Linked DNA regions of Mus musculus: all the other regions are linked to region 3. A link is a loop called in an ENCODE intact Hi-C map of the cell type or tissue named here. Cell type or tissue: heart. All regions are shown on one strand. Links, peaks and the distances in the headings refer to the core of each region. The heading gives the core; the rest is flanking DNA. Region 1 overlaps Bcl2l14 (BCL2-like 14 (apoptosis facilitator)). Region 2 overlaps Dusp16 (dual specificity phosphatase 16). Region 3 holds the start of Dusp16 (dual specificity phosphatase 16). Region 4 overlaps Borcs5 (BLOC-1 related complex subunit 5). Region 5 has its middle 34 kb from the start of Crebl2.

The links. A loop is a pair of places that touch in the nucleus more often than their neighbours do. Peaks named below come from ENCODE experiments on the same cell type or tissue, not always from the same donor. Only the 100,000 strongest peaks of a DNase experiment are listed, where the experiment ranks them.
Region 1: it touches region 3 in a loop (8-fold over the local background); 7 of 42 quality-filtered maps call a loop at or near these places.
Region 2: it touches region 3 in a loop (2.6-fold over the local background); 5 of 42 quality-filtered maps call a loop at or near these places.
Region 4: it touches region 3 in a loop (9-fold over the local background); 16 of 42 quality-filtered maps call a loop at or near these places.
Region 5: it touches region 3 in a loop (4-fold over the local background); 2 of 42 quality-filtered maps call a loop at or near these places.

The regions. Positions count from the first base shown.
Region 1 is chr6:134,422,523-134,428,565 of GRCm38, reverse strand. It overlaps Bcl2l14 (BCL2-like 14 (apoptosis facilitator)), which reads right to left. Exons shown (of 7, transcript NM_025778.3): 3 at 4,504-4,955; 4 at 1,106-1,270. The coding sequence starts at 4,948. Among named protein-coding and RNA genes, the nearest start is that of 4933406J09Rik, 22 kb to the right of the region's middle. In heart, for the core only: CTCF peaks have their summits at 1,210 (motif pointing left) and 3,256 (motif pointing left); a DNase peak (open chromatin) is centred at 2,945; H3K27ac peaks cover 284 bases; H3K27me3 peaks cover 292 bases.
Region 2 is chr6:134,714,744-134,720,786 of GRCm38, reverse strand. It overlaps Dusp16 (dual specificity phosphatase 16), which reads left to right. Exons shown (of 7, transcript NM_130447.3): 6 at 170-293; 7 at 1,736-5,319. The coding sequence ends at 2,903. Among named protein-coding and RNA genes, the nearest start is that of Gm36328, 36 kb to the left of the region's middle. In heart, for the core only: no CTCF peak of the experiment used is centred there; a DNase peak (open chromatin) is centred at 2,446; H3K27ac peaks cover 200 bases.
Region 3 is chr6:134,790,804-134,796,846 of GRCm38, reverse strand. Dusp16 (dual specificity phosphatase 16) reads left to right here and starts at 4,219. Exons shown (of 7, transcript NM_130447.3): 1 at 4,219-4,570. 1700055D16Rik (RIKEN cDNA 1700055D16 gene) reads right to left here and starts at 4,487. Exons shown (of 2, transcript NR_151454.1): 1 at 4,351-4,487. In heart, for the core only: no CTCF peak of the experiment used is centred there; DNase peaks (open chromatin) are centred at 2,446, 4,156, 4,896 and 5,436; H3K4me3 peaks cover 2,994 bases; H3K27ac peaks cover 2,696 bases.
Region 4 is chr6:134,656,123-134,662,165 of GRCm38, reverse strand. All of the region lies in intron 2 of Borcs5 (BLOC-1 related complex subunit 5), which reads right to left. Among named protein-coding and RNA genes, the nearest start is that of Borcs5, 18 kb to the right of the region's middle. In heart, for the core only: a CTCF peak has its summit at 2,631 (motif pointing left); a DNase peak (open chromatin) is centred at 2,595; H3K27ac peaks cover 405 bases.
Region 5 is chr6:134,860,968-134,867,010 of GRCm38, reverse strand. It overlaps a transcript of Crebl2 not described here. Among named protein-coding and RNA genes, the nearest start is that of Crebl2, 34 kb to the right of the region's middle. In heart, for the core only: no CTCF peak of the experiment used is centred there; a DNase peak (open chromatin) is centred at 3,640; H3K4me3 peaks cover 670 bases.

The sequences.
Region 1 (6,043 bases), core at 494-5,493, 370 kb after region 3:
TCTTTCTTGTTAGCGTGCTTGGAGGGCTCCCCACTCAAAGCCTCTTTGGCATTTTTTTTTGGTTTCGGATAGACAGCAGACAGTGGAAAAAATCCACACCCTGTCTCAAGGTCTGAGATAAACGACGCCTTCGTGGAGAGAATTCTGCTCTATCCTTCACTGTGCTAAAGACCCCGGAGGCACTTTGGCACTTCTAGGGGCTGAGGAGAGAGAGCTGAGACAAAGGTCAGCAATGAAGGAAGGCAAACCCGGCTCCCTTCAGTGCTTCCCTCTGATCCCAGGGTTTCCCTAAGGCTTCTAGAGTCTGTAGTAGTCTCAGCCATTGCTACAGTGTACCCAGTGACTGATCTAATTTAGTCCCCAATTCTCCCTTTTTTCAGCACCTTCTGAATCAGACCTGGGGTTGCTGAATCAAAAATGAATTGTTTCCCACAGGTTCACGCTTTGAATGCCTGTCCTCAATGGTTGGCACTGTTTGGGAAGGTTGTGGAGGTTTAGGGGGTGGGGCCTGCCTGGAGGAAGTGGAAAACTGAGGGCGGGCCTGTGGGGGTATATTATGACTGGCCACTTCCTGCTTTCTTTGCTTCCTGATTGACTACAGAATGAACATCCACCATCTTCTGTACTCTGCAGCCATGTTCTTCTGCCTAAATGTATGTGGCCAACAACCATTGAATGCAACTCTCTGAAATCCTAAGACAAAATAAATTTTTTTCTCCCTTACATTGCTGCTGGTAGGCATTTCTCTCACAATGGCAAGAAAAATAAATATGTCTGACCATACTGGGTGTTTCACAGGGGTCCTGGGTTGGCTGATGCTCTAACTCTATGTACTAGTGTGATTAGAGCTAGTCCTCTTCTCCCTCCATGGGAGACTTTTCTTCTGACTTAGCAGTGGGCTGACATGTTGGCCAACAAGCTAATGGCATTCCTGTGTCTTGGGTGATGTCTTAAGCCAGAGCTCAAGGTCTCCATCGTGTTGCCTTCAAGTGGGCTGAGATTCCCAATTTGCAGAGCCCCGAGCTGTGTCCACACAAACACACCCAGACACTTCTGTCTGGCACATGCTCAACCCAACACACTCAACTCAGCAAGGAGGGCTTACCTTTATTCTTAGAGTCACAAGGTCCTTCAAACCTGAAGTACAGAATCTCCGAGACCCTCTCTTTGAGCTTGCTTCCTCCCTGGCTGTGGATGACATCTGGTGGTGGCCAGGAGTAAACAATTTCAGCCACTCTGTTGGCAATACAAGCCACTTTGGAATCCACAACTGAAACAAGAAAGCACTGCTCAGAGGCCATCCCCAGAACTGGGGATGCAGTGTGGACTTCTGGTTGTTTAGGATGAAGAGGCCAGCCTCAGATAAAAGGACTATGCCCAGGAGTTTGTGTTTGAAGCGGGACAGTCTTCAGAAGGGACTAGCAATTCCCCATAGGCTGGGGTAAGGGGGCAGTATACAGGGGCCCTTCCACACCTTCATCTTTTCTCCCTTGCAAAGAAATGCACCCAACATGGCGTGGGGTGCTAGCATTGCTTGAAAGAATGTTCTTGGTGCTTTTATTTTTATTAAGCTTAATTACATTTGAGGGTAACCTTTATACATTGGAGAAGGAGAGGTGATCTCTCAGTTCCCAGGAAAGTGTTCAGTAGTCTGATACTCCTTGCTTTTATAGTCACAAATTTCCCCTTAAGTTTAATAGAAAACATTCAAGTAATGCTTATAGGTAAACAAGGCTTCATACACACGACCACATCTGTCACCTCAGCACTCAGGAGTCCAGGGCTGCAAGGTCGTGAGTGTCAGACCAGCACAGACTACAGATAGCTCAGAAAAGTGTGTAACATACAACTCATCTTTCCTGAATTTGTAAGCCAGGAAGGGATGTACTGTGTGTTTCCACTCAAGGAAGGAAGATTTACACGGCATAGACTCAAGTTATAGCCACCCAGAAACAATGCAGCTTTGTATCCGCTTGGGGAAGGCGGGGTAGAGCAGGCAGGTACTTGGCTGACTTGTTGGGTAGTCACTGGTGTTCCACCAATCAGCTCACTGTAGGAACTTGAAGTGGTTCTGTGTTTGGTCCCAAGTGGAGTAGCTGAGTGTAATCATACTGTATTTGGAGAAGAGCATTCATTCACAGTAATTAATGATGGGGGTGGGTCAAGAGGTAGGGGTTAGTCTTGGCTACATAGCGAGGTCCTATCTCAAATAAGTAGTAAATAAACCCATACATACATACATATATGTATATTTGTATATATATATATATATATACACACATATCCAAATAATCTAGAATAATCTAGAAAGAAAGCCATCTCTGCCTTTCTCTTTTCTTTCTACTTGAATGGAGATATGATATCTAGAATCTCCACAGCCCTGTAGAATATGTTCTTCAGAACATCCAACATATAATTAGATATGCATAAAACTATGTATTATGGGAGCTGGAGAGATGGCTCAGCACTGGCTGCTCTTCCAGAAGTCCTGAGTTCAATTCCCAGCAACCACATAGTGGCTCACAACCATCTGTAATGGGATCCAATGCCCTCTTCTGGTGTGTCTGAAGACAGTGACAGTGTACTCATACATAAATAAATCTTAAAACAAAAACCTCTCTGTATTATGGTTATATACATTGTAATATATGGTTATTAAGCCTAAGATACAATTTAGCCAATAAACCCACTCTCTCAAATTTAGTTTTTATTCTTAATCTCATCTGAAATTTATTTTTCTTCTTTCTAAAAGGGGAGGAGATGATGTGAGTGATTTCTTTTGAAAAGTTAGGAGGGAAAGCCAAACAATACTTTTGTCATTTCCTCTAGGAAATGCGGAAGGAAGGCTGTGGAAACTTCCTGTCTCTGTGCAGGCCACAGTGACCCCTAAAGCCAGGTCATTGGGGCCTCCAGCTCTGATCCACAGTTGCTGACGCATGCGTGGGAAGACAGGGCAGGAGAGGAGGGCGGAACCCCTCTTGCTGTGGCCTCAGCCACCCGTGCATTTAGAAGCAGATGAACAAATCTGAGAAGATGGCTTCGTGTGGTTCAGGCAGTGTGTCCGCCACAAAGTCTCACTGCCTCTTGAGTGATGGGTTCTGCGTATTCTTAGGAGCCTGCATCCTCGCAGTCTAACTGAAGAAGTTCCCTTGGTCACAGGCTGGTTTGGAGCCATCCATGTCCATGCAGGGCTGATTCCAACTTAGAATGATCACAGCCCTTTAAAACTGAGCCGTTACTGCCATCTGCTGACTAACTATGGACAAGTTTCCTAGGCCCAACAAACCTGGCAGGAAGGGGCTCTGCTGAGGTGGGAGTGGGTGGGATGGCGGGAGAAGCGTCTGCTGAGGTAAAGGGCACTTCAGTGGTGGTAAAGTGGGTGGAGGTAAAGCCCTCAGTGATAGTACAATTTCTTTTTTCCTAACAAGGGAAGACTTTATCAGTTTTTTTAAAAAAAGAATAGTTTACATTTTTTGAAAAACTTCCCTTTTTAAAAGATTGTCTGCACGCATACCAGAAGATGGCATCGGATCCCATGGGACTATAGTTACACACTTTGTGAGCTAGCACATGGGTGCTGGGATTTGAACTCAGGACCTCTGGAAGAGCAGCAGTGCTCTTAACTGCTGAGCCATCTCTCCAGCCCGGTGGCTTATGTTCTGAAAAGTATTTTGTTTCTTTTCAGTTTTCCAAGACAATCTTACAGTATAACCCTAAGCTGGCCTCCAACTTGTTAAGTACCCCAGGCTAGCCTAGAACTGGCCATGCTTTTCTTTCTGAATGCTGAGGACGGCAGGTATGAGCCAGTGTGTTCAACTGAAAACCTATCTGCTTCTATCTCTTTGCCTGAGTGTCTTTCTTTCCTTCTTTCCTTCCTACCTTCCTTCCTTTATTCTTTCCCTCCCTCCCTCCCTCCCTTCTTCCTTCCCTCTTCATCCCTGTTACTCCTCTCATGCCTCTTCCCACTGCCCCCTCTCTTTTCTCTTCTCTCCCTTCTCCTTCCTTCCCTTTCTCTTTCTCCCTCTTTCCATTGTTTGTTTATTTGTTGTTTAAGACAGGGTCTCATGTAGCCCAGGTTGGCATTCATCTCACTATATAGCCAAGGCTGGCCATGAACCCTTGAAAGTCCTGCCTCCATCATCTGGCTCTTCTCTTTGGTCTTTCCATCAACCGGAAGAAGTAGGAGAGGGTGTGACTCTCCAGTATATGGGTGTAAACACAGTACCCAGGCTCCCCAGAGGTGAACTGGCCCAGGAAGAGGCAAAGCCTCTGCCCTGGCTAAGGTGCCTTCTCTCTCAAAGCAAGCTTCTTTACCATCACAGAGCCAGAAAACCCCTACTGCCACCATCCCCTCCCACCCTTCCCTCCTTGGGGAAAGTGGGTGGTTACGGCGGAAATTAAAGAAGTGGAAAGGCCTCTATCTTCAGCAGGTAAGAGGAGGCCAGCCTCTTGGCACACACAAGGAAGGAGAGTGGTGCTAGGCAGAGCTGTTCACAAGCCTACCTTCACTCTCCAGGCGCTGCTCCACACTGCTCAGAGACCTGGGCCAGTGCTGGTTGTGGAAGCCACTCTGCCGCTCTACCGGGAAGGGGCCCTGAGGACCCTGAGCTCGGATCTCCTTTGGGGAGCTCGGCAGGCCTTCCTCCTTCTCGGCCACCCTGAAGAGTGTTCTCCAAGAAGACTTCTTCTTGCCCAAGCTGATGTTCTTTTCGCTGGAGGGGGAACCTCTGCAAGGCAATGATACCTGTGTCCAGGAATCAGTTGACCAAGTCCCCAGGGCTTTCTGGGACAGACTCCTTGTTCTGGAGAGCTTGGGCGAGAAGACAGCCGGGGTGTTCTTGAAGACATGGTGTCTGGCGTAGAAGGCCAGGATTTTGAACTCTATGCTGTTTGGATCATCATCCTCCAGGGGAATGTCTTCCAGGTCATACACACTGGTGCTGCACATGCTGGGTCTGGAACGACAGAGGGCAAAGGTGCTTAGCGTGGGGGAGGGGGGCATTTGCTTTGCAGGTTAAGAGAAAGCATGGGGGAGACCTGGGAGAGCATCTTTTGGCTCTGAGATCACATTGTTAGGATAGGCAGGAGTAACCAGTGTCAGAAGAGCCTGGGGTACTTAACAAGTTGGAGGCCAGCTTAGGGTTATACTGGGACGGGGGGGGGCAGGGGGGGGGAGACAGAAGCATACACAAGCCAGGTAATGACAGACTACGGGCTCTAACGGAGGGGAAGATAGCTGGGTGTGGGGAGGCAGGGGGAAAGTCCGCTTCATATGGAACAGGTGAAGGCAACAGAAAGACAGGGGATGTGCTTTATCTTTAAAACTTCATGGCCAGTTGCCTGGAGGTGGTGGCACACACCTTTAATCCCATCACTTGAGAGGCAGAGGCAGGCAAGTCTCTGTGAGTTTGAGGACAGTCTGGTCTACAAAGCTAGTTCTAGGGCAGCCAAGGCTACATAGAGAAACTTTGTCTTGGGAAAACAAAACTCAACCCATCAAACAAATAAAAACCAAGAACCATGCTGGGGAAGTGGTGGTGCACGCCTTTAATCTCAGCATTTGGGAGGCAGAGGCAGGTGGATTTCTGAGTTCAAGGCCACCCTGGTCTACAGAGTGAGTTCCAGGACAGTCAGGGCTACACAGACAAAACCTGTCTCAAAAAACAAACAAACAAACAAAAATTCAAAAACCAAAGCAAAGCAAACTAATGAACCAAACAAACCAAAAAACTGCATGGGCAGAGAACTTATGAAGACATGCTTGAAGTTTGCTGAGAATGGTACAACACAGGTATCTGATGGCCAGGGCTTGTGTCATGTAGCCCAGGCTGGCCCCAAACTCAATAATTTGGAATCATTCAGAGAAAATAAGTGAAAAGGCAGGTGTAGACACACACACGTATACATACATATGCACACACATATGTTTACATACACTTTTATTATTATTGTTGCTGTTATTAATTATTTAATGTGTATGTGCCTACACATGCCACATGTGGAGGTCTATGGTTCAGTTCTCTTTCCACCACGTGGGTTCTGG
Region 2 (6,043 bases), core at 532-5,531, 76 kb after region 3:
CTTCCCCTTCCCCCTGTAAACAATAAAGGATAACTAGGAGGCTATGTAGGTAAGATCTGCTTTGAAGTTTCAGGTGAAGACACCGACAGTAACACTCAGAGTAATGGCCAGTGCAAGATTCCCTTGCTGAAAAAATCCCTAGTGACTTTTCTTAAATTTGCTCCCACAGAGAAAGCAAAAGCCTCCAATGGCTGTGTGCTTATCCACTGCTTAGCTGGGATCTCTCGCTCCGCCACTATTGCTATTGCCTACATCATGAAGAGGATGGACATGTCTCTAGATGAGGCTTACAGGTAAGGACAGGAGCACGGCTTATGGGACTTGCTTTCATTTTCCCTGAAACAGAAAGAGGTAGGAAGGTGGGTGACCAGACGAACGTAGACAAAGCTGATTTTGGTCACACACATCACAGGTTCCTGGTGACTCATGGCCTTGCAGAGACTGAGGAAGAGTTGGCTCTGCTTAGCTTTCATTCTTCTAACATGTGGAGTCCCTCCTCGGCTCTTTTTAGTAACAGACCAGGAAAGCTTATCCTTTCCCTCAATAGAGAAGCATGACCTTTTCTGATTGACAAGGCCACAGAGGCTGCTCTGCTGGACTGGACTGCAGAGATGGAAAAGCCAGGTACACTCGTGGATAAAATCTGAGGAAAACTGCCGTCCTGTCTAGTTGGCCAGATTTTACAGGTAGTAGTTTTGCCTAGGCTGCCCTCTCCTTCTATCTCAGGAAAGGACAAAAAGTGGCAGGATTGCTGAGGACTTGTGTCTTCTTTGGTGACAAATGAGACTGAGTTCTCTCTTATGCCTCTGTTGTATGCTCTGTTGACAAGAAGTGGTTGTGTCACATAAGAAAAAGAATAAGAATATAGATGCATGCACCATGTTAGCTTCTTTTGATATTTGAGTTTCTCAGAATGTAAATTCTGGAACAATGACACGAGCTGCTTAGGCAGTCTGTCTTCCTGGGTGCCGGGAGGGGTAGGTAGATCGGTCCTCTTTGTACAATGCTTCTCTCCAATTAGGCTATGTCCCTGTGTCCTTCTGCTTAGGTTGAAGTCAGGTGGGAAGGCTCACATTCTTATATCCCATTACAGTTTTACTGTGTGAGTTTTCAAGATGGATTTAGACACTCATTAGTCCAAGGTTTGAATCCCGCTTCATTGTTGAGTGAACTTAAGGACTTTGCGCCTGATATAGATGAAGCAGGTTAAGGACTGAGTAATTCAGTCCAGCAGCACAGTGCTTAGCATCCAGAGGTCACTTTGTAACGGATTTTTCTAACATTGTGAATATAAAAAGAAATCCAGAACTGGGTGCTCTGACACTGTGCCATCTGGTGCCATCCGTCTCCTTATGGGAAGTCTTGAGATGTGAGTGAGTATGGACGTTGGAGAGGGAATCCTGGGATGCTGAAGCTGATGAGGGGCTTAGCCTTGCTGTGCTGCTGGGTGTGGCAGGGAGCAGGGCATTTCCTGGGTTCAGCAGAATCCTCTTATCAACTGCACAGGAAGCCTTGGCTTCTTGGAAACAAGGAGCCTAGAGAATCCCCTCTAGCGGGCACCCACCATGCCACAGCACCCTGATAAGGTGTTCTCCACCTCAGTGCTGGAATTGTACGTGAGTTCTCTTCCAGCACCCTGAGAAGGTGGAGTAGTGTCCCGTCCCACGTTCTCTTACTAGCTTCAAGACAAAGTGCAGTTGTAAAACTCAGGGGTTTTGCTTTGTCCTCTCTATAGATTTGTGAAAGAAAAAAGACCTACTATATCTCCGAATTTTAATTTTATGGGCCAACTCATGGACTATGAGAAGACGATTAATAACCAGACTGGAATGTCAGGGCCAAAGAGCAAACTGAAGCTGCTGCACCTAGACAAACCCAGTGAGCCCGTGCCTGCAGCCTCAGAGGGCGGATGGAAGAGTGCACTGTCTCTCAGTCCACCCTGTGCCAACTCGACCTCGGAGGCATCAGGGCAAAGGCTTGTGCATCCTGCAAGTGTGCCCAGCTTACAGCCGTCACTCTTAGAGGACAGTCCGCTGGTACAGGCGCTCAGTGGGCTCCAGCTGTCCTCAGAGAAGCTGGAAGACAGCACTAAGCTCAAGCGTTCCTTCTCTCTCGATATCAAATCTGTTTCATATTCAGCCAGTATGGCCGCGTCCCTACACGGCTTCTCGTCAGAGGAGGCTTTAGACTACTACAAACCTTCTGCCACACTGGATGGGACCAACAAGCTCTGCCAGTTCTCCCCCGTTCAGGAGGTATCAGAACAGAGTCCAGAGACCAGCCCGGATAAGGAGGAGGCCCACATCCCCAAGCAGCCCCAACCTCCCAGGCCTTCTGAGAGCCAGGTCACACGCTTGCACTCAGTGAGAACCGGCAGTAGTGGGTCCACCCAGAGGCCCTTCTTCTCGCCACTGCATCGGAGCGGGAGTGTAGAGGACAATTACCATACCAACTTCCTTTTTGGCCTTTCCACCAGCCAGCAACACCTCACCAAGTCTGCAGGGCTTGGCCTCAAGGGCTGGCACTCAGATATTCTGGCTCCCCAGTCCTCTGCCCCCTCCCTGACCAGCAGTTGGTATTTTGCTACGGAGCCTTCACACTTGTACTCTGCTTCAGCCATCTATGGAGGCAACAGCAGTTACTCTGCCTACAGCTGTGGCCAGCTGCCCACTTGCAGTGACCAAATCTATTCTGTTCGTAGGCGGCAGAAGCCTACTGACAGAGCTGACTCGAGGCGGAGCTGGCATGAAGAGAGCCCCTTTGAAAAGCAGTTTAAACGCAGAAGCTGCCAAATGGAATTTGGAGAGAGCATTATGTCGGAGAACAGGTCCAGGGAGGAGCTGGGCAAGGTGGGCAGCCAGTCCAGCTTCTCCGGCAGCATGGAGATCATCGAGGTCTCTTGAGAAGACCTCGTCGCTTCTGTTGACAGTTTTGTTTCCTGTTCACAAAAAATAGTCCCTGTAAATCTGAAATATGTATATGTACATACATATATATTTTTGGAATATAGAGCTACGGTATAAAAGCAACAGATGGATCAACACAGTTGTTCTCTCAGCACCTGCACTGAGAATAGCTAACTCTCAGAAAAGATTGGAAGGGTAGATGTTAGAATTCTCCCAGCCAGGAGAAGAGATTTGGTTCAGTGAATTGCACATCTTCTTGTTCCTACAAAAGCAAGGGTTTTGTTTGTTTGTATGTTGTTTGTTTTTAATGTTAGAGGGCAAAATCCCTCCCATTTTCACGTGCAACAGAGGTCTCAGAACTCATCTCTGTCCAGGCCCTTCCCTAGTGCACCTTAGCGCTAAGACTGAGCCAGCTGTGGGTCAGGTGGGAAGACCCTCCCTCTAATGGTAACTCCAAGGGAAATGATCCTGTCTTAAGCTGCGTAATAAACCCAAACTTGATTGACAGCTGAAGGATACGGACATCATTCTGCTGGATGAACTATTTAGGAGCCTTGCCTAGATCTACTTATAACCAATCCAGTACCTCAGACAAGACATTTGGGGCCATCACCACTACCATGTCTAGTAGACCATTTTCTAGGCATTGTGAATAAGTAGGTAACTTGTCACTTTCCAGACTATGCACAAAATCCCAGTGGGCCTGTTGCCCATGTAACCCTCCTGTCAGCTTGAATGAAGAGGGGAAACCAACTAGAGTTTAGCTTCGCCAGAGATTGGGCAGTCAGATAGCTTAGAGACTTAAGCCAGGGATGGAACACTGAACAGTCTCCCTCCCTCCCTCCCTCCCTGTAACATAAGAATTCTCTTTAGTGGGATTGTTACTTCTTCACTTGGCCACAGACCTGGTTTAGAGATAAGCATGAATCACTGGGCTTGGTAGCAGACCGACAGAACCTCAGGTTCTCACTTCTGTTTCGTGTCCTGGAATAAAACTATGGCAAGACTTGGGAAGGTAAAACCTGAAGCAGGAAATGGATTTCCTTGGCTTTTTTTCTCTATGGTATGCAACGAGGGTAATATTTCTAGAATCTTCTTAAACTTCCAAACTTAACCATGGGCTTTGGTAAGCAAGAACTAGTCAGAATAAAACATACTAGAAAGGTTAAGAGGGCGTTGTTGAATTTTGTTTAGTTTTGAATACAGGAAAGCTCTTTTCCAAAGCTATCCCAGCATGCTTTCCAGGGAAGGGGCATATCAGAGGGAAGGACCACAGTGGTGTCTTGGTCCCTGACATACAATCACTGTGTAGACTCAATCCTGGCAGCTGAGGATAGGAGATAAGAACAAGAAGTGTGTACACGATAGTCCATATCTGCCCTTAAACTTCCTGGCTTGAGTTGTATCCTCTAGAGTACGGTCCTCCTTACGGCCTTAATTCACTCACGTCAGCAGGGTGTGGGTGTGGGGTAGATGTTGTCATTGTTCTTTACTGTAAGTGTAGCTAGGGGCTGACTCATATCTCAGGTTTTTCTGTTAGTGAAATGGATGGTCCTTTGGCTAGGATGTGACTTACTGTTTCCTATACTGATTGCTGAAACCAGCATAGAGTGACGGTGGTTGGAAGCTGACAGGCTTGATTGTGAGGAGGATTAGGGGCCTCGTGAACAGACTGGGTCTGTACAGATAAGCTGTGTGTGGGCATAAGGTGAAGGTAGAGCAGATACTGCACAGGGAGCACGTTGCCACTCTTGGAGATTCTGTTCAGCAATCTTCTTAGATATATATCAAAATGTCTAAAGTTCTCAAAGCTTCACAGTAAATTTTGATACATTGTGTACACACACTTAAGTATGTAACAATCCACCTTCTTAAAATCTGGTCACACCGGTAAGATGTAATTTATTTAAGAATGAAAACAACGGCTCCAACATGAAGTATGTTCCAGAAGACTGGGGACTTGGCTTCAGTAGCTTCGGGCAGTGCGTTACCTAATGCCAGATGTCCTGTAGAGAAGTGCTCTCTGGACTGTGTGGCTGACAGTCATACACTACAGCTGTCAGTCCTTCGTCACTAATGTCGTATCAGTTCTTGGAATCACGACTACCATGCTGAAAGGGCTGCCTCTGAGGCACATTGTGGGTGGTGGTGGTTAGGTCTCCTCACGTAAGCACAGGGAAGTCTGTGAAGTCTACTGGGATGGTACAAAATGGACTCTGTGAGAAATGCTGGAAACCGTTCAGGCCGTTTATAAAGTTAGAGTGGAAAGACTATATAAATGTTTAATATGAATATCGTGTCCTTGAGTAAAAGGCAAGCTGTTGAATGGTTCACTTGTGCATCTCTCATTCTCAAGTGTCACGTATGTTAATATGATGAAATAAAATCAGAACTGGTACCTATTTGTACGTAAGTGTGAGACGTGGCTTCTCCTTGCAGATCCCACCCTCGGTGGGAACCACACTGTCACAGGACCACAAGTGACAGTTTTAACCATTTGGAGTGGAGGTGGCAGCTGATCCATCCATGTGTCATTCACATGGAGCAGAGACAGATGCCAGTCTGTGTTCCCTATGCCAAGCACACACTGAGGAAGCATTCCTACCTTCCTGACTTCAGGACACACAAAGACAGCTGCCTGCCTGTGCACCTACCACAAACAATTCCATAGTCCTTAAGGGAAAACAGGAGGGTGGCCTTTAAACAGGTTCTCAGAAGCTGAAATGAGGCTCAGGTGGTACAGTGCTTACCTCATATTCATGAGGCACTGAATTTGATCCCTAGCACTGTATAAACCAGACATGGTGAATGGTGGGAATCCCAGCACTCGGGGTATAAAGGTAGAGACTGCAGGAGTTTATGGTTATCTGTGGCTACACAGTGGGTAAGGAGGCCTGACTACTTAATGAGACCCCATTTCAATGGAAAGAAACTGTTCCCCATGTTATATATACCTTAGTGACATTTGATCATATGAGAAACTTAGCCTCACCAATTTAACCAGATGTACACACTAAAGAGGTCAAATAACGCAGTTGTCACTACAAGGCTGACAGAATGGCTCTAAAGGAAACCATGGCCCTGTGAGATAGCTCAGTGGGTAAAGGTGTGTGCCATACAAACCTGGCAGCCTGTTT
Region 3 (6,043 bases), core at 564-5,563:
GGGAGTGGGTGGGCAGGGGAGTGGGGGTGGGTGGATATGGGGGACTTTTGGTATAGCATTGGAAATGTAAATGAGTTAAATACCTAATAAAAAATGGAAAAAAAAATATAATTCCTACTATTTCCCGTTACTTACAGCATGTAAATTCTTTGGCTGGGTCCTAACGTAATCTAGCTCTAAATTGTTTCCCAGACTTTATACTATTGCAGTCAAATGCTGTTTCGACACACATTACTTCTGTTTCTCCTGTTGTACTTGTTTCTTCTTCCTGGAATGAGCTTCCTCATTCTCTGTACCCCAGTTCAGTCTGTGGGTCGTCATCTAGGTCGGTTCCATATGAGGGTTTCCTAAGGCGGAAGGAGTGGCGTGAGGTGGTTACCATGTCACCGTACAGGTACTCGGCGCTTTACTTGGCACAGGATTTAAACCTCACAGTGACTCAGAGGACTTGGTGTCAATACCTTGTACATGTCCACCATGTGCCCCTGGACTCTGTAGCTGGCGAGTTCCAGCCCCTCTGCAGCTTATATTTGAGTCACAAGCTCCACAGAAGTGTATGCTAAGAGAAGCGATATTGCTTTAGTGTTATTTGGAACTCATATTCTGTATTTTCTAAACAAATTGGTCTCATGGGGACACTTGAATTTAGTTTCAACTTCTTATTACCACTTATGTGTCCTTGCAAAGCTCCTTGATTTTTTTCCCAGTCTCTGTTTTGTTCAATGTAAAAAAAATCATAAACATAAGCTGTGTATGGGGACACATATCTCTAACGCCAGCATTTGGGGGAAGCTGAGGTAGGGTAACTACAAGTTTGAGGCCAGCCTAGGGTACATGAGTCTGAGAATAACCTGGGCTACAAAGCCAGAATCCCTTTTATAAAGGTTGTTATGAGGATTAAAAATCCAGTATAAGCCAGATGTAGTATTACACACATTCCAGTAGTTGGGAAGTGAGAACATCAAAACAGGAAAAGGTATTTTCAGCACTTCACCATGTATGTGTGTATGTATGTATGTATGTATGTATGTGTGTGTATAATATATGCATATACATATGTAATTTATATATATGTACATATATTATTTTACTTGCCAGAAATGCCCTTGGCCAGAACTTCAAACTTGGATTCTACATAATATTAAAAATATGCTAAGCCGGGCGTGGTGGTGCACGCCTTTAATCCCAGCACTCGGGAGGCAGAGGCAGGCGGATTTCTGAGTTTGAGGCCAGCCTGGTCTACAAAGTGAGTTCCAGGACAGCCAGGGCTATACAGAGAAACCCTGTCTCGAAAAACCAAAAAAAAAAAAAAAAAAAAAAAAAAAAAAAAAAAAGAGCTTTAGAGGCCAGTCATGGTTGTCATGCCTATAATTCCAGCAATCTGGAGACTAAGATAGCAGAATTAATGAAACTAAGATAGCAGAATTAATGAAATTCCAGGCCAGCCTGGGCTACAGAGTAGGATTCTGCACAAAACACGAAACACGAAACAAACAAACACGGAGCATGTCTGGTTAGGTTTGAGGCAGGTAAAGGTGTGAGCTGCTAAGTGTGACGACCTGAGTTTGACCAATAGGCCCCACATGTGGACACTAAGTTGTTTGGCAAGTTGTTCTCTGACCTTTACAAGTGTACCATGGTCCACCCCTAGTATGTAAATAAATAAATGAATAAATAAATAAATAAATAAACAAATGTGAAAACAAACAAGCACACAAAACACCCACAGGATACTATCAGGAGCAAGCTGAACCTGAGATAGGCTGCCAGACCACTATGACCTTGGAGGGTTTAAATGTTCTACACTTATGCTTTACTGGAATTTATCCTCTTTTTCTCAAGCCTTTTGAAAGGACGGCATCTCATCCTTTCCACTCTTTCTGTTTCTAGCGCATTGAAATCCTGACCCAGTAAGACCGTTTTCTGTGAAACACCGGCTGCCGGTTCCTTGATAAACCAAAGACAGCCATCTTCATGAAGGGGACAGTTGCACTTGGCTTTGTTGCTTGTGACAGTCAACCTCTGTAGCATAAGTTAGCCTCTAGCTTTCAATCCTCTTGCCACAGTCTCTTTTAAAGTGTATATGTGTATGCGATGAGTGTATGCACAGACATGCCTCGTGTTGGCTGTGGAGACCAGGAGTACTTCCTTTCCTTGTGTATCCCAGGATGGAACTTAGGTCCTCAGGCCTTTTACCCAGAGAGCCACCACGCTGGTCCAGCCAGTGTCCCGAGTGCCAGAATTGTCTTGCTACCTGTGTACCATCACACCTGGCTAGACCAGAACATTTAAAAAAACAAACAAACAAACAAACTTTTTTTTTTTTTCCTGAGCTAGGGGACTCCTTATATAGCTCTTTTTCACCTACTCCTCTCCCAACTTCCAAAAGCAGGCGTCTTGGTGGTTGTCAGCTGGTGACGCTGCAGTACCGCGTCCTGCCACGAGAGGACAGGGAGCCGCCTCCACTCAAATCCGCAGAAGGTCAAAGGCACCTCTCCTCTAAGCTGGGTCGGCATCGGCAAGCTCAGCTTGCAGCTTCTGCGGTTCTCACCTCCAAAAGGGCTCCCTTTTTCACTCTGAAAGATGACCTGCAAGTCCCCGGAGGCATATTCCATAATGGTTACCTTAAATGATTAATGATTGCCAGCCTTAACGGGTGCACCTTTGTTGCAGGGTTTAAAGGTGGGAGAGGACTAACAGAAACGTTACCTTTCTAACCCACTCGGAAAGCACGCCAAGCCACCTAGGCGGTGCCCACATCGATTCACCTCAACATACTGCTTGAAGGCCGGAATCCTTACTTCAGTACCCTGCAGATGGCGTGTGTTGAGGGGTACAGGAATCTGGTTCTTGGGCCAGTCCACTCGAAGTGTGCTTTTCTGTCATTGATCTCATCTTTGTTATGTGATATCCACGTGAGTCCTTTTTAGTAGAAGCTTCAAGCTCAGATGCTCAAAGAACACTGGAATAAAGCTTCGATTGTCCTATTCAGTTGCTGAGAGTGGTTGTCGCCACCTCAGGTCTCTCATTTTCCTAAGTAGGTAGTGTCTCAAAACAAAGCTACTTTGAAAAGAAGGGAGAAAAAAGCAAAAGCAAAAGCAAACCAAAACAAACAAAAAACCCAAACCCATGAAAGACTTGGAGTTAAAGTAGGCTCAAGTAGGTCTTGCATCTCTTGAAAGCAAGTGAACTCTGGTTTGACTTAAAGATGATGCTGTACTACCGATGTCGAGAATACTTACTTAATGTGTAAGGGCGTTTTGATTTCATGTTTGTGTGTGCGCCCCATGTGTGCTCGGTGCCCATGGAGGTCAGCGGAGGGCATCAGATCCCCTGGAACTGGAGTTACAGATGGTTCTGGGCTGCCATGTGGGTGCTGGGAATCGAGCCGTCAGTGCTCCTAACAACCCTAAAATACCTTTAACGTCTTATTACATTTTATTTGTGTGTGTGTATTACATTTTATTTATTTATTTGTGTGTGTGTGTGTGTGTAGCGGGGTGGGGAACAGCATGTGGACTGAGGACAACTTTCAAAGGCGGTTCTCTCCACCGCATGGACCCTTTACTTGTTGAGCCATCTCGAGGGCACGCAGAAAAGATTCTTTTAGAAAAAATAATTCTTGGCTGCGTTTGCCCGCACTCGTGTAGTAGGGTCTTTCAAGGACGAAGACATAGGTGAAGATATGTTTGATATCACCGGTGCAGTTTTCCTTCAAGTACCTGTAACTTCCCTCTCAAGAGAAAAGCCCCGGATTTGGGATTCCGGGACCTTCTTACAAAATGATTGACTGCAGCACTCTCAGATCGCCTTGCTTTCCTTCCCCTAGAGTGGGGGCATTGGAGCAGCCGCCTCCGTCGGAGGAGAGACCCCAGCGCGGGCAGGAGGCGGGCGGGCCACAGACCCAGGCTCCCGGGCCGCGAACCCGGAGCGCCGAGGCGCCGCTCGGTCGGCCCGGTACGCGACCCGAGCCCGCCTCCCGGAGGCTCCGGAGGCTCCGGCTCGCGGGGACGAGCGCCGAGGGGCGGGCGATGCGCGGCCTGGGCCGGAGACCCCGCCCCCCCACCCCGCCCCCCGCCCCGCCCTCGCCCGTCTCCTCCTTTCCCCCCCGGGCTCCGCTGAGTTCATTCACTGGGATTGGTTTCAAGTGACGCCATCTCTTTATTTTTAAACCGATGACCTCATCCGCGCTTGAAGTTTCCTGACCAGCGACTCTTTCTCTCTCCCCAACCCCCACACTACCCCCCCTGGTCCCCTCCTGCGGGCATCACCGTTTGGGGGGGCTCTCATCCCGTTTCCAACCATTTACCCTCCCCCTCTCGCTTTTCCCGCGCGGACCCCCAACTTTACCTCAACTTCTTCATCCCTGTCGACATTTTTTTTTCCCTCTTTCGGGGGGCGGTGGAAGAGAAAGTGAAGAAAAGTTGCAAACGCCCGGGCTCTCGCTAAGCTCTCCGCCCACCCTTCAGAGGAGAAGCCCCGGCGGCGAGGAGGACGCGCGAGCGACGGCTGGGCGACGCGGTGACAACGCTCGCTCCCCTCCGCGAGCCTGGAGCCGGCGGCCCCTCAAGTAAGTGTTCGCGGCGGGCCGCGGGCCGGCTGGGAGGCGCGTCCGCTCCTCGTGCCGGCCGCCGCGCGCTCTCCCCGGCCGGGGGCCGGCGGGCCACGGCGGCCCGGAGCGGCGACGGCGGCGGCGGGGGGTGTGTAGGCCGCGCTGGGGGTCGGCCCGAGCCGCGGGGGCGCCCCGGCCTCGCCGCGCCGAGCGGGCGAGCGGGCGAGCGGGCGAACGAGCCCCGGGCCGCGGGTCGCCGGCACCTGGGCGGGCGAAGCTGCTCACTTCCAGACTGTTACACAACACGCCTGCCAAGTGGGGCCCTGACTGTTTCCATAATCCCAAATTCACCTTGTGTGTGTGCAGGCAGCCAGCGAGGCCACCTGGGGAGCGACCGTGTCGCTTCCTTAAACAAGGAAAAAAAAAAAAAAACCCACCCCCAAAACTCAACTTTCATTCCGGGGCTCCCGTCACGGTGTTGGAGGAAAACGGTCCGCCGGTGACTCCTTTATTTACAGTAGCTGTAAAATGTGAGACATGAAAACGGGGAAACAACGGACGGTGTGTGTGTGTGTGTGTGTGTGTGTACGGTGTAGTTTCACGTGGAAAAAAAAAAACCCTAAGGAGGACATACATGCAAACTCTTTAAGAGCGACGGGTTGTTTCCTACAGAAAGCTGATAATACACTTGGGGAAAGTACAAGGAGATCTTAAAATGAATGGCTTGTGCAAAATTGGAAAGAACTTTTCTTAAACGCCTGTTGCAAAGATCCTTGGTGTTTTGAAGTCCTGTGTGTCTCAGATTGTTTGGAGAACGCACACCTCTAATCAGCCCATGATTAGAGAGGAAAAACCTGTTGCATAATCTCATTTGCTGTGGGGTTGGCTGTGCCGTCCCCTGAACCAAGGGGAAGTGAGTTAGGATGAGGGTTTTTAAACCTCTGAGGTTTTTATTTACACAGTGCGCTGGGTGCCACTTTGCTTTTAAAGATTGTAAGTAAATACTCTGCTCTTACAAGCGAATCAAACCTATCGAACCTGCTGGGAAAATGACCAGGTATGTGTTCTCTCCTGCTCACGTTATCTCTCTCTCTCTGAAATAGATTCTCAGGGGGAATAAGCCTCTTTGGCCACTCTGTGGAGCTTGATAGTACATACAGTTAACAACTACTTCCTCAAAAAGCCTACACTTTTTCATCTCCCTTAAAGAAAAGACCTTTAAAGGTAAATTTCAGAAGAAGGGGAAAAAAGCTTAACAATTGAGACAATTCAAATATTAGCGAGCACACTGTGGGAGGCTGTAATTCAGATTTATAGAATTCTCTATTGGGTGAAGACCAGTCGCTTGGAGAAGTAAATTGAAAACTGAAGTGTCTGTGGCTTTGTGTATTCTAGTCAAAATGTGACCAGGCACTGCAAAAGGGTTTTGTCTTTATGTAAAAAATAAAACTGTGGAACTTATTGTGTTTAAAGACATTGTGGAATGTTGAT
Region 4 (6,043 bases), core at 753-5,752, 130 kb after region 3:
CATCCACATGGTGGTTCACAACCATCTGTAATGAGATCCGATGCCTTCTTCTACTGTGTCTCAAGATAGCTGCAATGTACTCATATAAATAAAATAAAATAAGATAAAATAAAATAAAATAAAATCCTAAGGAGAGGGCTGGAGAGATGGCTTAGCAGTTAAGAGCACTGTCTGCTTAAAAGACCCAAATTCTGTTCCCAGCCCCACATGTTAACTCACAACCATTTGTAAGGCCACTTCTAGGGTGTGATGGTTTCATAGGAATGGCCTACTAGACTCATGTGTTTCAATGCTTCATCATTGAGAATAGTACTATTTGGAGGTGTGGCCTTGTTGGAGAAAGAGTGTCACTATGGGGGTGAGCTTTGAGGTCTCCTATGCTCAAGCTATAACCAGTGTTGCCACACAGTCTCCTAGTGTCTACAGATCAAGATGTAGAACTCTCAGCTCCTTCTCCAGCACCATATCTCCTTGGATGCTACCATGCTTCCTACCATGATGATAATGGACTAAACCTCTGAACCTGTAAGCCAACTCCAGTTAAATGTTTTCTTTTATAAGCATTGCCTTGGTCATGATGTCTCTTCACAGCAACGAAACCCTAACTAAAACATTGGAAATATGATGGCCTCTTCTAGATTCTTTGGGCACTGTGTGCTTGTGATGCACACACATGCATGTACATAAAGTAAAAGTAAATATTTCCTTCATAGAGTATAGTTATGAACAAACTAGAGAGAAATAAAGACTTTTTCAGAAAAATAAACAAGGGCAAGAGTCTTATTACTAGCAGACCTACACTGCAAGAAATGCTAAGGGAAGTCCTCTAGGGAGGAGCAGGATGGCAAACAGAAACCTGGACCTACCTAAGGAAAGGGGAGTCTCTGGGAATGGCTAATCACCAACTCACTGAGCGTTTGAAGTGGGAGTCAACAAAGCATGGTCCAAAGGCCGAATCTTACTCCTTTGGGCTGTTATAAGTCAGGTTACATAGGAATACAGTCACGCTCATTCTTTCATCCATCACCTGTGGTTGCTCTTATAACAAGGGCCAGAGAACCTGCAAAGCCTAAACTACCACCACGCCTTTAAAGAAAATGTTTGCCAACACCCGACCTAAAGCAAAAGGCAGGAACAGTCAGATAGAGTGCATTTACAGCACACAGGAAGACTGTGTGACAGCAAGCACAAAAGATACAAAGAACCTGGCGTGTGCTCTCGGGAGATCCAGGGGCCAGAAGTGGGAGCAGCATGCCCTACAAGGCTATCTCAAATAAGGAGGAGGAGATGTGTACTGAGAGCCTCGGATAACCATGGCTTAAATCTTAATGTAAAAGTTTAAAGGCCCCAGTAAAGATTAAAAACAAGACAATAAAAAGGCATAACCCTGAAGCACCCAGAAAAGGGGAAATGAAAAAAGAAAATCAAAATTTATTCAACCAAACTGAAATTAAACAGTGATAAAGATAGTATTTGAAGAGAGAAATTTGGAAGTGGGGTGAGACAAGGTCTTACTCTGTAGTGCAGGCTGGCCTTGAACCTGTGATCCTCTGAGCAGGGATGAGGTTCATTCGAGACAGTGTTGTCTAGCATGCATGAAGGCCTGAGACTGAGTCCTAGCACCACACAGAATGAGGTATGATGGTGCGTGTCTGAAATCCCAGCACTTTGGAGGTGGATGGCTACACAGTGAGTTCAAGGTAAGCCTGGGCTACATAAGAGCCTGTCTCAAGAAAACAAAAACAAAATAACTTTAGATGTTAAACACAAGAAATAGTTCAGTATTGGGAGCTGGAGAGATGGCTCAGTGGTTAAGAGCACTGACTGCTCTTCTGAAGGTCCTGAGTTCAATTCCCAGCAACCACATGGAAAGAGACAAGGTGTGGGGGTTCATAGGGATGAGAGGGGGATGAGAGGGTACAGAGAGGAATTAAGAGAATACATCATATACATGTATGAAACTTATCAAAGAACTGACAATAAACAAAATAAATGGCTCCATCTACACCCAGTAACCAGAAACTCAGGTTCAATGTTACCCAGACTCAAGGCAGGACCAAGGATAACCTGCAAAATGAAGATCATTTCACTTAGGTCTTCTCACCTCTTGATTTCTACTTAGATCATTGCATCCAACCTATTTTCCTCCCATCCTGCTGACAGGGTCTCCCAGTTTGGGCTGGCTCTCCTGAATCCACGCAATTGTGGTTTCCAGCTCATCCACTAGTTTCTTTCTAGTGCTAAGTAGGATTTTTATTCCATTTCCTGGACATGTGGTATTTTACTTATCCACTCACCAGCAGACAGATATTTAAAATGCCTCCAATAAACACAATTATTTCTTTGAGCACAGTGATAAACTGAAAAGAGTTTCCTACATACACAATGTAAGGTCACGCTAGAGTTTCCTCTGGTCAGACGTTTTTTCCTTTCCTGTCTTGCTAAACACTAAAGGAGGCAATTACAGATGACTGTCATGTCACAGAACATGTATGCTTTCCAGCTAACTTGCATTTGAAATGAGCTGTGACCTGGTTCTAAACGGAGATCCAGATGCTCGGGAGCCCATGTTCCTAACACTGGGCACAGGGTACAGACACTTCCGCAGCCAGCTGTTTTATTCTAGTGACATCTAGTGGCAAAAGTGTTGTCACTTTTAGATGGCTCAGAGGGTTAGGATACCGGCCTCCAAACCTGAAGACTTGAGACTGATCCCAAAGACCCAAAGTCCAATAGCAAGTTTCCAAAATCACACGCCTTTAAAAAACAAACAAGCAAAAAGGAAAAAAAACAAAAACAAAAACCGTCTGGGGCTGAGGAACGAAAGCAGCTCTGTGCTACAGCACTTGCTGAGTAAGCCTGAGGAACCCCTAGCTCCACAAAGCAATCATCACTAAAATCATTACTGAATAATCTAAATTTTGTGACAATAAGTAGAATTCAAATTTACCATCTTCAAATTAGTTTATCCAATACATGGCCCATGCACCCATTCAAGGTCACTTAAAATGCTAGTGTAACACACTCCTTATATCCCAGTCCCTGAAAGTGACTCTGAAGCCAGGGCCTGACCACCAGCAGTTTTTAAGTTTCACCTGGTAACCTGTTAAACATTTTGGAAATAATTTCAGATTGCACCAGACAGTGATCACACATGTCTTTATTTCCAGCACTTGAGAAGCAGAGGAGGCAGATCTCTGAGTTTAAGGCCAGCCTGGTCTACACAGCAAGTTCTGAGACAGCTAGGACTACACAGAGAAACCCTGTCTTGAACCCCCTCCTACCCAAAGACGTTATATATTGAGCATCCTTTCTTCAAAAACCTGAAATGCTCTAAAATGTGAAACTTTTTGAACTCGGTGTCAGTGCTCAGAAGTTTCAGATTTCAAAACACCTAAAGCCTATGAAAATACCCCAAACCTAAAACATTAATATCCCAAGGCATTTAGAATAAGGCGTGCTCAGTCCACACTCGCAAGATGACCAGAGGTTCTTCCACACTCTTCTCATTCTCGGCAACCTTTACGTCTCAGAATAGCTTGTCTTCCCTTAGGTTCCCCACATCTGTGAGCCCTTACCATGTGCTGCCATGACAGGCCCTCCCACCCCCTTGTTTTTTACACCAGGGACTCTTCGTGGGCCATAACCGTGGTTCTGCTTTTGTATCTCTAGCCTAAAGATAGCTGTGAACAAAAAGAATAAATACATTTGTCTAGATGGATGAATAAATATTTTAGACAGCAGAGTTCTAAATCTAGGATGTGACTGACTCCCTTCTGTTCAGGAGTTAAGAACTTTATCCACAATCAACTCTGCATTCTGTAAGACTGTTACCAATCAAGCTGTCCAATCATCAGTTAAAATCTGAGACGTGGAAAGGACTTTTTTTTTTTTCAATTCTGGAAATATTTATAAAGCCTCACCTTTCCTAAATTGACATTTCACTTCTAGTTGCTAGTATGCTTAAAAGTAGAAGTATAGAGCCGGGCGTGGTGGCGCACGCCTTTAATCCCAGCACTTGGGAGGCAGAGGCAGGCGGATTTCTGAGTTCGAGGCCAGCCTGGTCTACAAAGTGAGTTCCAGGACAGCCAGGGCTACACAGAGAAACCCTGTCTCGAAAAACCAAAAAAAAAAAAAAAAAAAAAAAAAAAGTAGAAGTATAAAGAGGGTTTTTGAAAAGTAAAAAAACTTAAAAGGACTGACTGAATTTTATACAGTCTACCCTTATGTATTCAGGCTGTCACAAACTACTAACAAAGACGAGCTTCAGAGAAAATAAATACATCTCTTATTGTCATACCTCAGCAATATTTTAACTAGCTCAGATAGGAATATTGTTTACAGTGACATGGCTCCACATACTTAGGTTTAAATTCAGAATATAGCACAAATTACAAATGTAAATAAAAATAATGAATACTCAGTACACATGCTGGCAATTACTCTAACGTTGGTTTGTTTGAGGGAGGTTTTCACTATGAGCCCGAGGAGACCTCAAACTTGCTATGCAACCCAGGCCGATCTCCAAATTACAGCCGTGCTTTGCCTCTGCCTCCAAGTGCTAGGATTACAGGGCTGATGCACCATACCCAAGCTGAGCTAACCAGGAGAGTAACTGAAATCAAAACCTGAGTATACTACTGAGGTAGAGGGATGGTTCGATTCTCACCTGTTTTTCTATCATGGTCCAGGCGATATGGGGAGAACTTACCTCAGTCACGGACAGAAAAAGCCTAAGCTGAAAGCAGACTTTTACCTCCTGACCTATGGCTGTCTAGATGACAGCAGATCCCAAATATAACTTTAGCAAAGAGCTAGTTTGGCTTTATATAGCTTCTTTTTGTTTATATCAAAGATTATAAAACTTGGAACCCCCCCCATCTTTATATAGTAGTTTCTCACTCATCCCTTGGAGTCCAGCTCAAATGTTTTTCCTCTGTGAAGCCTACTCAGCAGAATATTCTACAGGCTATGTTAATAATCCCCTTCCAAACCAGGAAGGGGGAGAACATTTGGACTGTAAATAAATAGCCGATAAAACCATCCCCCTTCCATGCATGCCTATTCTTTTTACTAGCAGTTTTACTAGCAGTGTACTAGCAGTTTTACTCACACTATATTACCGTGAGTTATTCAGTTTGCCCACAAATCTACCAAAGTTCCTGAAGGTTAGCGGCCACGTTGTACATTTGCGTTTGTCCTGTCTGAACACTCTCAGACACTTAGCAATGTGTTGCAAGAAGAGGAAAAAAAATTTTTAAATGGATTAAAATTTTCTTTTTTCTACTTTTATAGAAATTCCTAGTTTCTAAAAAGAATGAACTATTCTGCCTTCCAGCCATACACAAATAGGAAGCAGATAAAGTGTATGGCGACTCTTCAGATGCTCTGCACAGGAAGTGCCATTCTGTCCCCAAGAGAAGCAAAACAAAGCACTCTGTTTTCCTAGCTTACTGCCTGAAGGCAGTTTCCAGGATGTAGAGCAGGGAGGTGACTTAGTCATGGCTGCTGTAACTAGAACAATATGGACGGTGGCTTAGTCGACAACTCTTTCTTTCTCCTAGTTCTGAAGCCTGGACCATCCATGGCCCCGGAGTCCCAAGACCTGGTTCTAGTTTACAAATGGCAGTCTGCTTACTGTCTCATCACCTGGCAAAGATAAGAATGTTCTTCTTTCTCTTGTAAGGACATGAATGCCACCCCTAAGGGTGCCACTCTTATAATCAAATTACCTACAGGCCTAAGATCCCATCTCCCTATACAATCATAGGAATTCCATTGCAGCCTCTGGTTTTGGACTGATAAAGACATTCAGTCCACAGCAAAGGGTATCTCTGAGAAAAGCCCAGTTTTCTTTACTGATCTGGAAAGGTGGCGACGCAGTACTGGAACAACTAGTGTCTTCAGCTGACACAGCAGGCCATGGGAGAGGCAAGGCCTCAGTAAAGGGACATTTGAGCTCTGCACCGGGGTGACTGTGAATCTCCAAATAAGACTATCTGAAATGCATGGAGTAAAATTCCATGAAGCTGGAGAAACAACC
Region 5 (6,043 bases), core at 526-5,525, 70 kb before region 3:
AGTTAACACGAGCTGCAGATAATAAGTCATTGTTTAGCAGTCTACGTGTATTGGCTCATCCTTTCCACAATTCCACGATGTATTTATGGGTTTTGCTCTTCTGTTTTTGATTGGGTTTATAGCCCAGGCTGGCTACATACTCAAAGTGATCTTTTTTTTTTTTTTTAAGATTTATCTATTTTTATTATATATAAGTACACTGTAGCTGTCTTCAGACACTCCAGAAGAGGGAGTCAGATCTCATTTTGGATGGTTGTGAGCCACCATGTGGTTGCTGGGACTTGAACTTCGGACCTTTGGAAGAGCAGTCGGGTGCTCTTACCCACTGAGCCATCTCACCAGCCCCTCAAGGTGATCTTGCTTCAGCATCACCTGCGATGAGTTTATGATCATCTCTATTCACCAGATCATGAGACTGGAACTTCTCCATGAGGCAGCTTGTCAGGTTGGAGTCTGACAGCTGGTATTCTGACTCGGGCCCTCCTACAACCCTGTGGCTTGTTCCTCACCATATCAGCTGTCTCCTTAGAGAACATGAGTGGTCCCACCCAGACATGCCCTGTAGGCCTGATCACAACCTCAGTAGAACAGTACAGTCGGAAATAAGCCGTCGTTCTGATGGCATCAAGATGGAGTGTAATGAGCTGGCTCACACTTTTCTCTTGGCCATAGATTGGCTCCTCGACCTCTGGTACCGAATGGTCTGAGATCCAGAAGGTAGTCTGTTCTCGGTGACAGAGCATCAGTGCAGGCCAGGTGTCGGGGCACACACTTCAAATCCCAGCACTCAGGAGGCAAAACAGGCAGATCTGTGTTTAAGCCATTCTGGACTACATAGCAAGGTTCAGGACAGCCAGGGCTATGTAGTTAGAGCCAATCTCAAAGGCCAAGGAAATCCCCAAACAGAGCCGTTAGATTTTGATCTACAATCATCCACAGAAGCTGACAGGCTGGCACACCCTCATTATCAGCACTCAGGAGGCAGAGGCAGGAGGATCTGGAATTTCAAGGGTTAGCCTGGTCTACACACCGTAAACTCCCGGCCAGCAAGAGAAAGGACAACAAAATATACCTTCAGGCAAGCTTTTAGGTTGAGATGCTTCCTTCAAAGGACCAATACAAAGGCTAATAAAAACTCATTTTTTCCTTTCTTCCTTCTCCTCACATGCTTGGCTAATGTGTCTGGAATGAAATGAGTCAGACACCTGTCTCACTGAGCCCTGCATTTTATGGCTCAGACTTCAGTGGAAAAGACCCTTCTGGTTGTTTGGCTGCTTGACTGATTGATTGGTTTTCTGTTTTATTTTGTTTTTCTTCTGCTTTTCAAGACAATGTTTCTCTGTAGTCCTGGCTGTCCTCAGGACCAGGCTGGCCTTGAACTCAAAAATCTGCCTGCCTCTGCCCACCTGCAGGCACTTATTTATTTTAAAGATTTATTGTATTTTTATTTGTGTGTGTGTGTGTGTGTGTGTGTGTGTGTGTGTGTGTGTGTGTGTGTGTGTGTATGTATGTATGTATACACAGTCAGTGTGTGTATTGTAGATGTGTGCAGGTGCCTGTGGAGGCCAGAAGAGGACATCAGATCCTCTGGAGCTGTAGTTAGTTGTGAGCAGCTGAGTGGGTGCTGGGAATTGAACCTGGGAGACCAGCCAATGCTCTTAATTGTTGAGCTATTTCTTCAGACCCTATTTAACTTAATGTGTGTGTGTGTGTGTGTGTGTGTGTGTGTGTGTGTGTGTGTGTGTGTGTGTACATATTCATGCCAAGCTCACTCAGCAAGCACAATGGCTATCTTAGCTTGCTTCTGTTCCTGTGGTAAACACCATGACCAAAGGCTAGTTGGGGAGGAAAGGGTTTATTTTGCCTCACATGTCCCTATCACAGTCTATCACGAAGGGACGTCAAGGCAGAAGCCTGGAGTCAGAAACTGAAGCACAGACCAGGGAATAATGCTACTCACTGGCTTGCTCAACTTGCTTATTTACACAGCACAGGACAACCAACCCAGTGGTCTAGGCTTTCCCATATCCATCATCTGTCAGGAGAATACTCCAACAGGTGTGCTTCCAGGCCAGCCTGATGGAGATGTCTTCTCCATTCGGGTTCCTCTTTCCAGATGACTCTAAATAATCGGCACAGCTGCCCAGCTTTCCTTATTTGTGGATTTTTGTTTCTGATACAGTCTCAAGTAGCCTAAACTGGTTTAGAACTTTATATAAAGACAAAGTTAGCCTTGAACTCCTGACTCTCCTGTTTTTACCTTCCAAATACTGGGGTGACACCAGTTTGCAGCACCACATCTAGCTTTGTTATTTTATGTTTTTTTTAGAAACTTAATCTTTTTTTTTTTTTTTTTGGAGGGGGTTATTTGTCACTATGGAGACCAGGCAAGACTCAGACTCATATAGATCTGCCTACCTTTGCCTCCAGAGTGCTGGGATTAAAGTCATATGCCAACATGCCCCGAGTCTTAAAATTAAAAAGGAGGAGGAGGAAGAGGAGGAGGAGGAGGAAGGTATAGCCAAATGGCAAAGTGGTGGTCTAATATGTAAGAATTAGGGTTAGTCCCCAACATTCCCCCAACCCACACAGACTTAAAAATCAGAAAGATGTAGGCAGGTTTGGTGGTTCGTGCTTTAGCTCTTAGGAGGTTGAAGACTGTCCTAAGTTGGAGGTCGGCCTGGACTATCATAGTTGAGTTCCAGGCCAGCCTAGGCTACAAAGTAAGACTATGTCTCATAAAAAGTAAATAAATAAAAGTATTAATTTAGAAGGCTTGGAGAAATGGCTCAGTGGTTAAGAGCACTGACTGCTCTTTTAGAGGTCCTGAGTTCAATTCCCAGCACCCACCGGGCAGCTCACAACTGCCTAATTCCAGTTCCAGGGGATCTGACGCCCTCACACAGACATATATACAGGCAGAACACCAATGCACATAAAATAAAAATAAATTTTAAAAATATTAATCTAGGGGCTGGTGAGATGGCTCAGTGGGTAAGAGCACCCGACTGCTCTTCCGAAGGTCTGGAGTTCAAATTCCAGCAACCACATGGTGGCTCACAACCATCTGTAACAAGATCTGACTCCCTCTTCTGGAGTGTCTGAAGACAGCCACAGTGCACTTACATATAATCAATAAAAAAATCTTTAGAAAATATTAATCTAAATTACATTTTTTTCCCAGAGCAGAGGAAGCCTCTTACCTTTTACAAGACTGAAATCAAGCCAATAAGTAAAGTTAAGGGTGATCTACCATTCCTGGCAAACTAAGTGGGTGAGATGGCTCAGCTGGTAAAGGTGCTTGCCACCAATTTGACTGAGTTCTGTCCCTGAACGGAAAGAGCCAGCTCTACAAAGTTTTTCTTTCACCACACACCTGCTATATGGTTCTTCTGCTATATGGTCCCCCCCCCCGCCCCGACCCCAATATATTTTATTTAATATTTACTTTTAATTTGGTACCCAGTTCTGTGTCACTCCTGCTTACTGCGACACAATTCGTGTGTTGGAGAAAAAAAAAAACGTCCTCCCTGCGCGCAGACCTTGAAAGGATGCACACACAGCCCGCCTTTGTTCAAATTCACCAGGAAGGGAAGACTGAAGAATCCGGACGCAGTTCTGAGAGACGCCGCTTGGCGGCGCTGTGGCTAGCGGGCAGAGTTTTCACCCAGCTACTCATTGGAATTCAGAGAAATCTTGGTCTCTTAGCAACCACACAGCCAAGCTTGCAGAGCACCCAGACTCAGCTGTGGGTTCATCAATCAGTGTGCTCCAAACGCAAAGCTTCTAAACATCAGAGGAAATTCCCCAGCAAATAATACCCGTTACGGGCGCGAAATCGCTACTCAAAATATTGTTTTAAACTATTTTACAAATGTGATCATGCTCAAAAGGCCCCAACAGACCGCCAAATCCACAGCACTTACCGTGGCCTCTCCGTTTTCTGTTCCTTTTTTTTTTTTTTTTTTTTTCTTTGTAAGTCAGCTTCTCATGTATCCTGGGCTGGCTCTGAACTCCCCGATCCTCCTGCCTGTACGTCCCCAGTCCTGGGATTACAGGCACGCGTGACCACACTAGATTTTTTTCATTGCTGGCAGCAACCCCATCTGTTGCTTGGACTTGGTGCACGCTCGGTGAGCTCTGTACAGACCGAGCTCCTGCCTGCCCCTCGGCTGCTTTCATAATTAGGTTCAGAGGACATGCAGATGTCTCCATGGCAATACACGCTTTCCCCTGAGTGGGTGCGCATGTGCAGGGTTAAACAGACAATTTGACTTGGTGTGGAAGGAATTCACTGCAGGCCGGTCTCACTGACCTCAGGCCTCTCAGACCCTCTTTAATTTTTTTGAGCTGCTACAATCTGGTAGGTTCTGGACTTTTCCCAAGTGTGGACATGTCAAGAAGTGCTATCTATTCTTTCGCAGAAGCCTCTTTTAAGAGGGTTTTTGGAGTCCAGTGAGATGATTCAGTGTTTAAGGGTGCTTGACACTGAGCCTGGCTCCTGAGTTTGGTCCCCTAAACCCACAAGGTGGAAGGAGAAAACAGATTCCCATCGTTTGAACTCTGATCTCTATGCATGCTGTGGCGCGCGCGCGTGTGTGTGTGTGTGTGTGTGTGTGTGTGTGTCTATTATAACCCTTATCTAAACCCATGTCTATAACCCCAGCATGTGGGAGGTACAGACAAGAGAGTTAGGAATTCAAGGCCAGGATTGGCTACAGGAGTGTGTGGGAAAACAAAAACCAAACCAAACCAAGTCAAAACAAAGGTATTGCTTTAGTGACTGACTCCATCAGCTCTGAGTTATACAGTAGACGTTACAGAGTTTGGATTGCCTTCATACTTGAAGGACGTGGGATTTTAGCTCCCCAGGGTGACCAAACGCAGGCTGAGGAGGCAGACCTGGAGGTCGGAGGACATCATGTGGTTTGGAGCATGCAACAGTCGACATGGCCTTCCAGCACTTTACTAACCAAAGCGTAGATGCAGAAGACTGATGCTCCTTTAGGGAAACGTTCCAGAGACGCTGCAGTAAGGTGGATACTGTTCTTTTATGTAGTCATGGCAACCTGGCTCTGGTTCCCATCTCTAAACCCAGCACTGGATAGGTGGCCACAGGAGATCCCTGGAACCTGATGGCGGGAAACCAGTGATTTCCAGGCTCATTGAGAAAAGAAAGTGCAGAAGATTGACAAGGGTCTGATGACAGCCTTCCCTGCTCTGTGCTTCAAGTTGGCCTGTACCCACCCCCTGTTTAATGAATTCCTGTCTCATTTGTTAGGTTCGCTCTCTCCCTCCTTTTGAGAAGAGTCTATCACAGTCCCTCGAACCCTGCTCAGGGTGACTTTGAACTTCTGATCTGCCACCTCCTGCGTGCTGGGATTGCAGGTGTTCACACCCTGTCTGTGTGGTGCCGGGGACGTTTGAGCTGGTGTCTGCCAGACAAGCACTCTACCCATCGAGTTCAGCGCCTGGCCCGTTTCCGCATTTGTCCTCAAGACGCTCCCATGATGTCCCGCTCCGGGAGGCTTTAGAGTTTTCAAAGACTTTTTTTTTTCCATACTAGGCAGAGTTCCTGATCTCTCTGGTTGAAAAGCTCATGTTCTCATAGTTTTGTCCTTTTTGGCTGGGAATACTAAACGACGAGGGTCACTCTAACAAGGCCCGGGGCATTCTCCACTTGCATCTCCTCCCAGGCCTCACAGACGAGCCATGACGTGAAGGGATGTTTGCTGTGTCTTTCTGATATTCCTTTCTCTTCCCGTGGCTCTTGGGTTTGGCTGCTCCAGCTTGAACAGCACGTTTGTATCAGTATTTTTGCTCTTCTTTGTTTTGTTTGGTTATTTTAAGACAAGATCTCTCTCTATAGCCCTGTCTGGTCCAGAACTATGTATTGATCTTCTTGTGTTTTTTGAGTTGGCATCTCATATAGACCTGGTTGGCCCCAAACTTGTGATGTTGCTAAGAATGAACCTTCTACCTTTAGCTAAAAGTGGGCGGGACAAGTTTAATGAGGATCATTTCCTGTTTGTTGCTGTAGTCC